2 separate regions of the Homo sapiens genome follow, and region 2 is linked to region 1. The links are chromatin contacts, found by Hi-C or POLR2A ChIA-PET in ENCODE. All regions are on one chromosome and are shown on one strand. The core of a region is the stretch at or near the end of the contact, and the rest is flanking DNA. Distances in the headings are between cores, read along the strand shown. Region 1 holds the start of KLHL6 (kelch like family member 6). Region 2 holds the start of DCUN1D1 (defective in cullin neddylation 1 domain containing 1).

Region 1 (5,865 bases), core at 1,725-4,224:
CGTTTCTTCAAAGATTAGGTCAGATCGGAAAGTAAAAAATCTGCCCTCCCATTCATCAGGCTAGGAAGTCAGACACAGATGAAACGTTAAAAAGAAATAACGTTTCCTTAAGTGACTCCTTGCAATTATAAATGTGTCATAAGGATACCCTTCGTGGGTGACTACTTATTCTTACTGAGAAAAATTGTTTTCTAAAAATCACAGACCATCAGAAACTTTGTTGTTTGCCATTGTGTCAGTAAGAATGAGATCTCATAGTTGTCTGGAAGATCTAAATCACTTTGACACTGGGAAGCAGTCTCAATTTCCAACTCAGATACGGGGCTTCTGAATACAACATTCCACATCTATCTCAATTTTGTAGTTTCCAGGGAGAAAAGACTTTGGGTCCACTGTAAAGTCTAGACTTAATGTTTATCCTTTTACAGATAGTCCCACTGTGCTTTGAACCTATCTTGATACTGTTCATTTACATTTAACCTAAACTTGGGGCAGGTGCGGTGGTGTGAGCCTGTAGTCCCAGCACTTTGGGAGGCCGAGACGGGTGGATCGCTTGAGCCCAGCAGTTCAAGACCAGCCTGGCCAACATGGCAAAACCCTGTCTCCACTAAAGATACAAAAAATTAGCCAGGTGTGGTGGTGCATGCGTGTAGTCCCAGCTACTTGGGAGGCTGAGGCAGGAGAATCGCTTGAACCTGGGAAGCGGAGGTCGCAGTGAGCTGAGATCGCACCACTGTACTCTAGCCTGGGCAACAGAGTAAGACTCCGTCTCAAAAACAAACAAACAAACAAACCTAAACTCCAAATTTTCTTGTAATTTTTATTAGAGTAAAATAAACCTATAAATGTATTCGGAAAGAATTGGTCCTTTTAATAATATTTAGTCTTTCCATAAAGGAACTTGGTATATTTATTTAAGTTTTCTTTCGAAACTCTTAGTAAAGTTTGTTAGTTTTCTTTATGTTGCTGGTTGCTGTTATTGCTAGGCATTTACATATGTTTTATTACCATTGTGAATGGCATTATTTTTCCATGACTTTTTTTTTTTTTTTGAGGCAGAGTTTCGCTCTTATTGCCCAGGCTGGAGTGCAATGGCACAATCTCAGCTCACTGCAACCTCCACCTCCCGGGTTCAAGCGATTCTCCTTCCTCAGCCTCCCAAGTAGCTGGGATTACAGGTGTACGCCACCGCGACTGGCTAATTTTTGTATTTTTAGTAGAGATGGGGGTTTCACCATGTTGCTCAGGCTGGTCTTGAGCTCCTGACCTTGTGATCCCCCTGCCTTGGTCTCCCAAAGTGCTGGGATTACAGGCATGAGCCACCACGCCCGGCCGTCAGGTTTCTTTATATGCTCCATTATAATCTTTTGGGACCACAATTGTATATTCAGTCCATCATCGATTGAAATGTCATTGTGCTGGGCATGACTGTACTTGTGACCGTTAATTTTAGATGTCAAGTTTACTGGGCTAAGAAATACCTAGCAACCTGTTAAAGCATTACCATGGGGCGTGTCTGTGAGGTTGTTTCCAGGAGAGATTAGTGAGTCTGAGTGGACTCGGTAGAGAAGATACACTCTCAGTGTGGGTGGGCACCATCCAATCAGCCAGGGGCCCAGAGAAAACAAAAACAGAAGAAAGGTCGATGTCTCTATCTCCTGAGGCTGGGATACAGTCATCTCCTGCCTTGAACAACAGGACTCCAGGATCCCCTGCCTTTGGACTTCAGGACTTACACCAGTCTCCCCACCCCCTGGATTCTCAGGCCTTTGGCTTTGGACTGAGAGTTATACCATCTTCTCTGGTTCTGAGGCCTTTGGACTTGAACTGAGCTCTCAGCAGTCTGTCATGCGACTTCTCAGTCTCCATAATCACGTGAGCCAATTCCCCTAATAATTTCCCTCTGCTATGCCTCTCTAGGTATCCTTTTGGTTCTGTCTCTCTGGAGTCCATCATCGACTGAAATATCATTATGCTGGGTATGACTGTAATTGTAATGGTTAATTTTAGATGTCAAGTTTGCTGGGCTAAGAAATACCTAGCAACCTGGTAAAGCATTACTGTTGGGCGTGAGAGAACGCTAACTGATACGCTCCTATAACTTCCCCAGGATATCATGGGATTTTAATAATGACAGTTATTACTACTTAACTGAGACATGCAGAGGTAATGAAAATACTTCAGGATCCACCGTTAGATGCACGGTCAGTAGATGTTGGGCTAATCTGAGACGTGCTATGGCAATTCGGTGTAGACCCACCCTGACTCATCCTCTGAGAAGATGCTGTTGATGGAGTTTTGGAAACCATTTCTTCTGTGCCCCCAAAGCATATTCGAAACAATAGACATTTTTTTTGGTGGGGGAAGACATGAAAGTTTGCCATGACGTTGTTTTCCCCTGGGTAGGGAGGAGGATGAAGATAGACGATCTGCAGTGCCGCCAGAAATGAGAATGTCAGGGATAAGTGGGGTTTCCATGGTTTACAAAGCACGGTTGTTGGATCATTGTGGGGTCTCAGACTCCTGGGAGGAGGAAGTGGGAGGATCATAGACTGTCTCCTGTCCATCCCCTCGCTGACGACTTGGGTTATTGAGCCACTAGGAGTACAAATGTGAAGCAGGAGGATTATAGACTGTCTCCTGTCCATCCCCTCATTGACGACTTGGGTTATTGATAGCATTAGGAGTACAAATGTAACAGCCACCACCGGAGGCTTCCTGCTCACGGATATGAGGTGGGAGATGCACCAAAATAAACACACAGCACTCACAGTGGACTCTGAGAGGACACTCCTCTTCCAGAACCCCCTCCCACACACCTATTCTAAGTAATTTCTAACCCTGTGATTACTCACAGAAAGAAGAAGAATAGAAGTTGCTGGCATTTGTAGTAACAGGATGAGAAAGTGCGAGACTTCCTGTTATGTGTGTGTGACAGCTGGTGATAAGTGGAGGGCCCTGCACAGGAAATCCGCTCAGCTCCTGCAATGGGGCCTGCCTGACACTTGGGCGCTCCTTCAGTCTCGATGTTGATGGCAGGACAAAGGGGCGCCTGGACCATGGGTGATGTGGTCGAGAAGAGTTTGGAAGGGCCCCTGGCACCTTCTACAGATGAGCCCTCCCAGAAAACAGGAGACTTGGTCGAGATCTTAAATGGGGAAAAGGTCAAATTTGACGACGCGGGACTCTCCTTAATTCTTCAGAATGGCCTGGAAACCCTGCGAATGGAAAACGCTCTGACAGATGTCATCTTGTGTGTGGACATTCAGGAATTCTCCTGCCACCGCGTGGTGCTTGCCGCAGCCAGCAACTATTTCAGGTCAGCATGCCTAGGACCAGAGTCAAATTGGGTGCAAGTTGCAAGGAAGAGGTGTGTTAGTGTGAGAGCCCAATCTTGAACAGTTGGCCATGATATTTATGGTTTACATATATATTAAGGCTTGTGTGTCTACTTAAAATATAAGAAAGGACACTATCACACTTTATTTTATTATTTATTTATTTATTTATTTTTGAGACGGAGTTTTGCTTTTGTTGCCCAGGCTGGAGTGCAATGGCGCAATCTCGGTTCACCGCAACCTCTGCCTCCTGGGTTCAAGCGATTCTCCTGCCTCAGCCTCCCGAGTAGCTGGGATTTGCAGGCATGCACCACAACACCCGGATAATTTTGTATTTTCAATAGAGATGGGGTTTCTCCATGTTGGTCAGGTTGGTCTTGAACTCCCGACCTCAGGTGATCCACCCGCCTCCGCCTCCCAAAGTGCTGGCATTACAGGTGTGAGACGCTGCGCCCGGCTTATCACACTTTAAATTTTAGGATTTAGGCCACATTAAAAGAGAGATTGGCATCATTTAAAAGCAATGCTTACATTCTATAGTAAACCTTTTGTGTATATTTCCTTGTTCCAAAGGATGGAAAATTACTGAAGTCATGGGGACTTTTTTCCCCCTTGGTCTGACTGGTGTTGGAAACATAATGTTGTCTTTGTTAATCAACAGACATAGAGAAAAAGGATGTGGCCCCTCTTCTGGAGTTGTCAAATGACTTGTTACAAATTAGGGGCTTCTTTATGTGTAGGCAGTGTGGGGAAAGGGAAAGCAGTTACAAAGATGCTTTAGATGGGAGAGGCCTCTAGTTACGATAAACTGGTGATCTCATAGTGGGAAGGCCTGAAGTCAGGAGACTTGGTTCCTTCTTGACAGTGAAACTTTAGGCAAGTCACAAAGTGCTCTGAATGTCTGTTTCATCATCTGTAAGGTGAGCACAATGATGATCACCTTTCAGGGCTGTCATAATTAAACAAGAGCGTGAAAAGGGTCCTACACAGTGTCTAGCATATAGTAAGTAGATGCTCAATATATCTTTCTTGGAATTCTTTTTCTGATTCTGCTTGATTCAGCTAAGGATGACTTATTGAGTGTTTCCCATGAGCACGTCCCTGGGGTAGGAATTTTATAGCGCTGGGAACCCAGTGAATACACCTGATCCAGTGTTCTCCATATCAGCATGGACATGGGGGAACCAGCCTGCAAGGGCAATGTGGATAATGAAGAAAGTATTTGGGAACTTGAAAAGAAATACCCTTAGAATTCTTCTTAATGAGATTCTTCTTAACTCTTGATTCTGGCTGAGGAAATTGAAAACGATTAACCTATGAAAGTATTATGGAAAGCGTTTTCTTTCTTTCTTTTTTTTTTTTTTGAGGTGCTTGGGGGGAAACGTTTCTTTGTAATTCATAGAGCAGGATCAGCAGGTTGCTGTGGGACTCATTAGGTCTCCTGTGTTGATAAGACAAGGGGATATCTGGGTTTGAGGGAAGCAGTGGCTGCTGTGTGCCAGACAGACATAGTTATCTGATTTTATTTTTGTAACAGCATGATGAAGGTGGCTGATATTTCACAGATGAGGAAATGAAAACTCAGCATTATATATCTGGTCATTGCTGGAGCAGGGACTGGGTATGTTCTGGAAATCCTTGTTACTGCAATGCAAGCTGCCACTAGGTCTGGGACTTCATTCCATGGGAAGTGTGTAAAATATAAAGTGTAAACACAGCCATCAAAATGGGTTGATATAAACACATTACTTTCTCCACCAACCTTGATCACGTGCTTTCACGTTGACTGCAGCCCCTCTCAGGAGTGAGTGAAGTCAAGTTAGCTCAATGCCCTGGGGACGCACATTTAGGTTGATCCTTTTGTATCCCTTGCTATCATAAAATGCATACCTGGAAGCAGTTTTGTTAGCGGGTTGGCCTGGCTGTGGACCAGGCCCGCTGGCTGTGTGCCCTCGAGTTGATCACTGGTCTTCTCTGGTTCTTGGGTTTCTCATCCTAAATGGGAATTTGGGCTTGGGTCCTTCCAGCCCTGCTGATCCAGGATACTTAGGGAAAGTCTCTGCCGGTCGTCAGAGGAGGCAACGGCAATGAGAAGCTGGAGAACATGAGGGTGAAGGCATCTGACTGTGTATACAGAGCCTCTCCCAAAACTGCCTGGTCATGAGAGGAAATTCCTTCAATTCTTCTCTTCAGAGAAGTGACTTTTGCTTCTTCTCTTGGGATTTTCAACGTGACTTTCCTTCTACAATGAATACTGTCCTGGAGACAGGATTCTTTCTTCCGGTGCTACTATTCCTATCAACTCCTGTTTGTGGAGCGCTTACTGTGGGCCAGGCCCTGTAGCTTCTGTATCACATACTCTAGTCCACTCCACCCTCACAACAACCTGACAAGGCAGGGAGTCCTATCCCCAGCCTACCGACGGTGAGCCAAAGTCCAGAGTGTCACAGCAAATAAAAAGTAGCCAAGCTGGGATTTAGACCTAGGACTGACGTTAAATCTGACACACTCTCTCGCTTTGTGTCTG
Region 2 (5,865 bases), core at 1,875-4,374, 580 kb after region 1:
GATCTCAGCTCACTGCAACCTCTGCCTCCAGGGTTCAAGCGATTCTCCTGCCTCAGCCTCCGGACTAGCTGGGATTGCAGGCATGCGCAACCATGCCCGGTTAATTTTAGTAGAGATGGGATTTCGCCATGTTGGCCAGGCTGGTCTCGAACTCCTGAACTTAAGTTATCTGCCCGCCTTGGCATCCCCAAGTGCTGGGATTACAGGCGTGAGCCACTGCGCCTGGCCTAGCTAGGGAATTTTAGGCATATTATTTAATCTCTCTGTGCTTCCATTTTCCCCTTTGTAGGATGGGCGTAATAGCTGGGCATGCTCATAGGGTAGAAGTGAGGTTATATGAGTTAGTATGTGTCGCAGTGAGGATTACATAAATTAGTATGTGTCATGGGCTCAGTCAGTATTAGCTAGGAGGCCAGGGATAGGAGAATTGGAGAAAGCAAGGAAACATGCAGAGGTATGGCAGTCTTGGTTTGTGAAAACTGAAATATGAGGTGCATTTGGGTGGAGGGTGGTGGAAAATGGCAATGGGAATGGATAGATCAGAGGAGAGAACTTTAATGCCATTCCAGAGGCTCATGCTTATGCAGCTCTTGGAGAATTTTACGGACAAATTCACATTTGCATTATAGAAAGACAACTATGGAGCAGTGGAGAAGGAGTAGAGGCTGGAAGATTAGGTAAGAAGTTACTGATGAGGAGAGATGATAAAGAATTGGCTGGCCAGGCGCGGTGGCTCACGCCTGTGATCCCAGTACTTTGGGAGACCGAGGTGGGGCAGATCATGAGGTCAGGAGTTCGAGACCAGCCTGACAAACATGGTGAAACCCTGTTTCTATTAAAAATGCAAAAAGTAGCTGGGCATGGTGGCACACATCTGTAATCCCAGCTACTCGGTGGGGGCTGAGACAGGAGAATCGCTTGAACCTGGGAGGCGGAGGTTGCAGTGAGCTGAGATTGCGCCATTGTACTCCAGCCTGGGTGACAGAACTAGACTCCATCTCAAAAACAAACAAAAAAATACAACAACAAAAAGAATTGGCTAAGAAATAGAAGGCAGGGTGCAGATTTAAAAGTCATTTAGGAGGGAAAACTGGTGAGATGCGGAGTAAGGGGATGAGGCAGGAAGAGTGGTGGATGATTCTTAGATTTCTAGTTTGGATGATTTGATAAAAGGCAGGAGGAAAAGTGGGTTTGGGGATAAAGTTTTAGATTTGGTGAGCTTGATGGACCTGTGAAATGACCAGAATGAGTGTTTAGGCCTGTCACTTGGGGACTGGAAGTCAAGATTTGAGATTCCTCTTGATATGGGCAGTAGTTGACGTGGGAATGTGAGTGACAGCGTGACACAGGCTGTATACAGAAGGACGTTCAGGAATGGTCAGGAAAGCCTAAATTGAGTACAGCCAGCAAAGGAGAGTGGTCAGAGTAAAGAGGAGATGCAGGAGAAGGTGGAGTCATGGAAAATGAACAGGAAATTCAAGGAGGAAGTGTCCAAACGCAGGCGAGAGGTCAATTAGAATAACTAAGGCCTGTACCTTGGTAGAGCTTAGGAAAACCCACAAACGATTATTTCAATGGAGTAGAACAGATTGGAGTAAGAGATACAGTGAATCCTCCTCATTAACGCCCTAGGTGTTAATACTTTAGGTCAAAAGCTAGGTGAATTCCTGGAGAACCTCCGTGGATGTAGTCCAGTTTCAGGCTTGCTGCATGAGGCAGATCTGGCTTCTCCTTGCAGGACTATTTACCCAGAGCCCAGCAAGGAGCTTGGCACATTCACATGCATTCTTTAAATATTGGGGGAAAGAATGGATGAACGGTTTGTGGCCGCCAGAAACCTGCCTTGGTACAGCGCTGGGCGCTCCCAGTACATGGCTAGCTCCAGGAAGTTAGGAGGCCTTTGGGAGTTACCAAAGAAGTTCTGTTGTTTTGGTAAGAACAAATTCATTAGTTATAGGGTTGATCTGGTCGTTTAATGCCTGTGCTGGTGATGATGGTGATAACGGGTCTACTCAGGTGGGTCCTGTTCTGAAACGTAGGTAAGCTCTTGGTACAGTTTCAGATGTGACTTTCTGAGTGAGTTTGCTTTCTTAGCTGTTTTATTTCCTTCCTGTGTGAAGGTGTCTTATCTCTCCAACTGGATACTACATTTCTGAAGGGCAAGGACCACTTACTCCACAGGAGTCTTCTGTCCTCCTTGCAGCACGAATTTGTCCACTTGATCCTCAGCTCAGAATCCTAGTGCTCCTCAGCCTCAGTTGATTTAACGCCCAGGGCAGGTCACACCTGGACTGTCCGCCCTGCGTGACTAGACCCTCAGTGAAAAAATGTGTAGTTGCTTCCCGAAACTTATCCTGGGCGGGCCGAACTGAGGGGATACTGAGAGCTAGCAGTAGGCAGGCAACCTGGACTCCCGCAGCCCGGCCTTGGGTCTCAGTGCACCCCACCCCATCTCACTATAGGGTTACCCCAACTGTCTCCCAGTAGACAGGTCTGGGGAGAGCCTGGTCCTCACTAATGGAGTGACAGCCACCGCAGGGGGGGGACTAAGGTCTCCCCTGGGATGCCCACGCGAGGGAACTGATGTAGGTCTGATACTGAGATTGGGGGGAAAAAGAAGAAAACACGGGGCAGGGGGAGGTGTTTCCACTATCTTCTCCCTTTTTTTGATACTGATGGGGAGGGGAGGTCTGGGATGGATGAAGCTCCTCAACCATCCGTTTCAGCCGCCCCCAGCTGCTCAACTTATCCGCCGCCGCTCGTGCCCGCTTCCAGCCTGCGTAGACCCGGCCGTGGTCGTCCGGAAGGAACCGCGTAGGAAACGGAGGTGGGGTGTCCCCCGGCGCCCCCACCAGAGACCGCCCGGCGCGGCAGGAGGATGTCGGCGCGCGGAGGGCTTGCGTCGCCCGCCCCTCCCCCGCCGCGCCCCCCGCCCCCGCCCACTCCCCGGGGGACCCCCGCGCCCGGGGGAAGCCCCGCGCGGGGCGCCCTCCGCCTGCCTCCGTCCCTCCGCCTCCCCGAGGTCCGGGGCTGCCTCCTCGGGCCGCGCCGGGCCGCCCCGCACTGCGCATGAGCGGGAGCCGGGCAAGCCCGTGAGAGGAGCCGCCGCCGCCGCCGCCGTCCATTCGCTGCGGAGCCGGAGGAGGAGGGGAGAGGCCTGGAGGACACCAACATGGTGAGGCACTGCGGCCGCCCGCCCGCCCTGCCGGCTGGGGGCCGGCGCTGCCGCGCACCCCCGCCCCGGCCGCCCTCCGTCCCGCGGCGACCCTGCAGCCCCGAGCCTCGGCCCGCGGCCTCCGTCCCGCTCCCAGGCGGGGGCTCTCCTGCCTGCCTCTCCCTTCCTCCTTCGCCCCTTCCCGCCCGGGCGCAGCCGCTACGCGAGAGCCGAGGAGGCGGAGCGGAGCCGGGCCTAGTCGGGAGCCCCGGGGAGTTTGGGGCGCGGGGAGCGGCCCCGGTGCCCCTTGCCGGGGCCCGGCGCGGGTGGGGGAGGCGTTGGGGCGGGGGGAGGGGAGGGGGCAACGGCCTTGCCCCTGCCCCTCTGCCGGCTCCATTGTGTCTGGTCGGGGACTGGGGTCTGGGGTTCCGGGTGAGTAGCCTCCCCCCGCCCCGAAGCCGGGGCTTCCCTCTCCGCCCGGCCGGGGAGAAGGAAAGACTTTCCCGGCGCGCCTCTCCCTCCTCCGCTCCCGGCTCCAATACCCCGCAAGTCTCCCAGGCAGTTTTGCTTGGGGCGGGGTATCAGCCCTTTTCCTTTCTCCATCACCTCTCGAGGCGTCCCATGCTTTTGGAGAAGGAGAGTTTCCCCGGCCAGTTGGTGGAGGTTATATTTACCTCTCTACTGAAAACATGGGAGACTGCTGAGCTTGGGGGAGGGGGTACGGAAGTGCAACCTGTTCTCATTTCATAAAATTAGGGAACACAGACTAGCGAGCGCCCTTTCGAGCACCTATTTTATTTGCTTGGGGGTGGGAGGAGTAATTGCTTTATTATAGTAGTTAAGGGCCATTTGTGATTTTTTTTAAAACAGTTTGTCAAGTTACTCTCCTTTTTTGTTTGGGGGGGGGAAAAAGTCCTCTCCAGGCTTGCAGACCCTTGTGGTCGAGTTGTTTACTTTGGTAATTAAGTACCTGACTCTGCTGGACGCTCTTCGCGTTTCAGAAGCGCTGTTTGGCATTGTACAGTCTGAGCGTGAGTTGAATTCCGTGCAGGTTACTGTATGAATAGTAAAAATGATATTGTTGTCCTTTGCTCGTGGGGAACATAAAGGCCTCTTTGAGGAGGGTGTGTGTGCGCGCCTGTGTTAAGGGAATGCTCCAGTGTCTTTGTTTTTAGTTGGTCTTATTTTTGCTGAATGACACTTCTAGTCCCATCCTCCAGCTTGGCAGTATTTTGTTGTCATGTATGGATATATGGTTTAGTCTGACACATATTTAACACTTATGTTCTGTGGCAAGTTGTGTAGGAATTTACAGTTTGAATTGGTAAGAAAACTTTAAAGTGCAGGTTAATGTATAGATTAGTATTACAGTGTTCAGAGATCCACCAGGCAGTCTAAACAGTTTCTAGTTTCTTAAGTATTTAGATGGTCATAGACATTACTCCTGAAGTTTCCAGACTCTTAGCATTTAGATAAGTATAGTAAGCTCGAAGTAATGACGTTAATTCCCTGGGAAACACTCAGCCACAGCTGAAATGTGTGCTCTTCAGGATGGTCTCCAGATCCGCATCATCCCCTAGACAGTGGGGTCCCGGAAATACTCATCACCTGTTCAGGAATTCAGGCATCAAGTGGTTCGTAGGGAGAGTTCAGCTTGTAAGCTTCTATTCTTTTGGTTAATATTAAAATTAGCTAGTTTTGAAACTTAGCCATAACCCATGTAATTCTACCAGTGGTGACAAGATATTAATTTAAAACATATCCTGTGGCTGAACTCAGTTTATGTCATGAGAATTGTCGTGATATTCTCTGGTTTAGCTAACTCACCGTAGGGGCTGGGCACGGTGGCTCATGCCTGTAATCCCAGCACCCTGGGTCACCGAAGCAGGAGGATTGCTTGAGAGCCTAGGAGTTTGAGACCAGCCTGCGCAACATAGTAGTGAGACTCCATCCCAAGGAAAAAAAATAGCCAAGCATGCTGGTGCTAGCCTGTGGTTGCCCCTACTCCAGAGGATGAGGTGGGAGGATTACTTGAGCTGGGAGGTTGAGGCTGCTGTGAGCCCTGCCACTGCACCACTCCAGCCTGGCTAACAGACCTTGTCTCTTAAAAAAAATAATAAGAAAGGAAAGAGACTCACCACTGGCCCTAATCGAAGTTAGGCAGTAAGAATTTTATAGTTAAGAAGTTGTTTCATTATAAAGTTATCTTACATATATTTGTTTCTTTATGCAGTTTCGGGGCTGTGAGTTTTTTGGTGTCTGTAGCTGCAGCCCATTTCCAGAGCACATGTTATTGTCAGTTCTAGAGCAAACTTAAATGATGGGATATTTGAAATACTTTGTATAAGTAAAAAAGTTCTGTTAACTTCCTCCCTCCCCCCACACACAGACTAAAAACGACTCCAAAATTAGATAATATTCTGTTACTTTGGAACTTGTTTTTTGTTGTTGTTGTTTTTTTTTTTTTGAGATGGAGTTTTTGCTCTGTTGCCCAGGCTGGAGTGCAGTGGTGCAATCTTGGCTCACTGCAACCCGTGCCTCCTGGGTTCAAGCGATTCTCCAGCCTAAGCCTCCCAAGTAGCTGGGATTATAGGTGCCCGCCAACATACCCGGCTGATTTTTGTATTTTTAGTAGAGACGAGGTTTCACTATGTTGACCTGGCTGGTCTCGAACTCTTGACTTCAGGTGATCCACCTGCCTCGGCCGCCCA

What was found. Hi-C counts contacts between places; a loop is a spot of excess contacts on that map. ChIA-PET counts read pairs that join two places held with the same protein, here RNA polymerase II (POLR2A). Pooled maps may share reads with other maps.
Region 2: a loop to region 1 is called in a map of GM12878, with 3 times the contacts of the local background. The contact joins the promoter of DCUN1D1 here to the promoter of KLHL6 in region 1. A Hi-C loop is called at or near these places in 1 of 168 maps with a recorded cell type or tissue (GM12878) and 5 of 50 pooled maps. POLR2A ChIA-PET finds 5 or more read pairs at or near these places in 3 of 52 experiments (A549, GM12878 and T-cell).

What each region holds. Positions count from the first base shown.
Region 1 is chr3:183,552,815-183,558,679 of GRCh38, reverse strand. It overlaps KLHL6 (kelch like family member 6), which reads left to right and starts at 2,974. Exons shown (of 7, transcript NM_130446.4): 1 at 2,974-3,319. The coding sequence starts at 3,027.
Region 2 is chr3:182,977,797-182,983,661 of GRCh38, reverse strand. DCUN1D1 (defective in cullin neddylation 1 domain containing 1) reads left to right here and starts at 3,124. Exons shown (of 7, transcript NM_020640.4): 1 at 3,124-3,175. The coding sequence starts at 3,173. It overlaps LOC105374246 (a long non-coding RNA gene), which reads right to left and starts at 2,855. Exons shown (of 2, transcript XR_924771.2): 1 at 2,175-2,855. RefSeq lists silencers at 2,836-3,275, 3,336-3,455.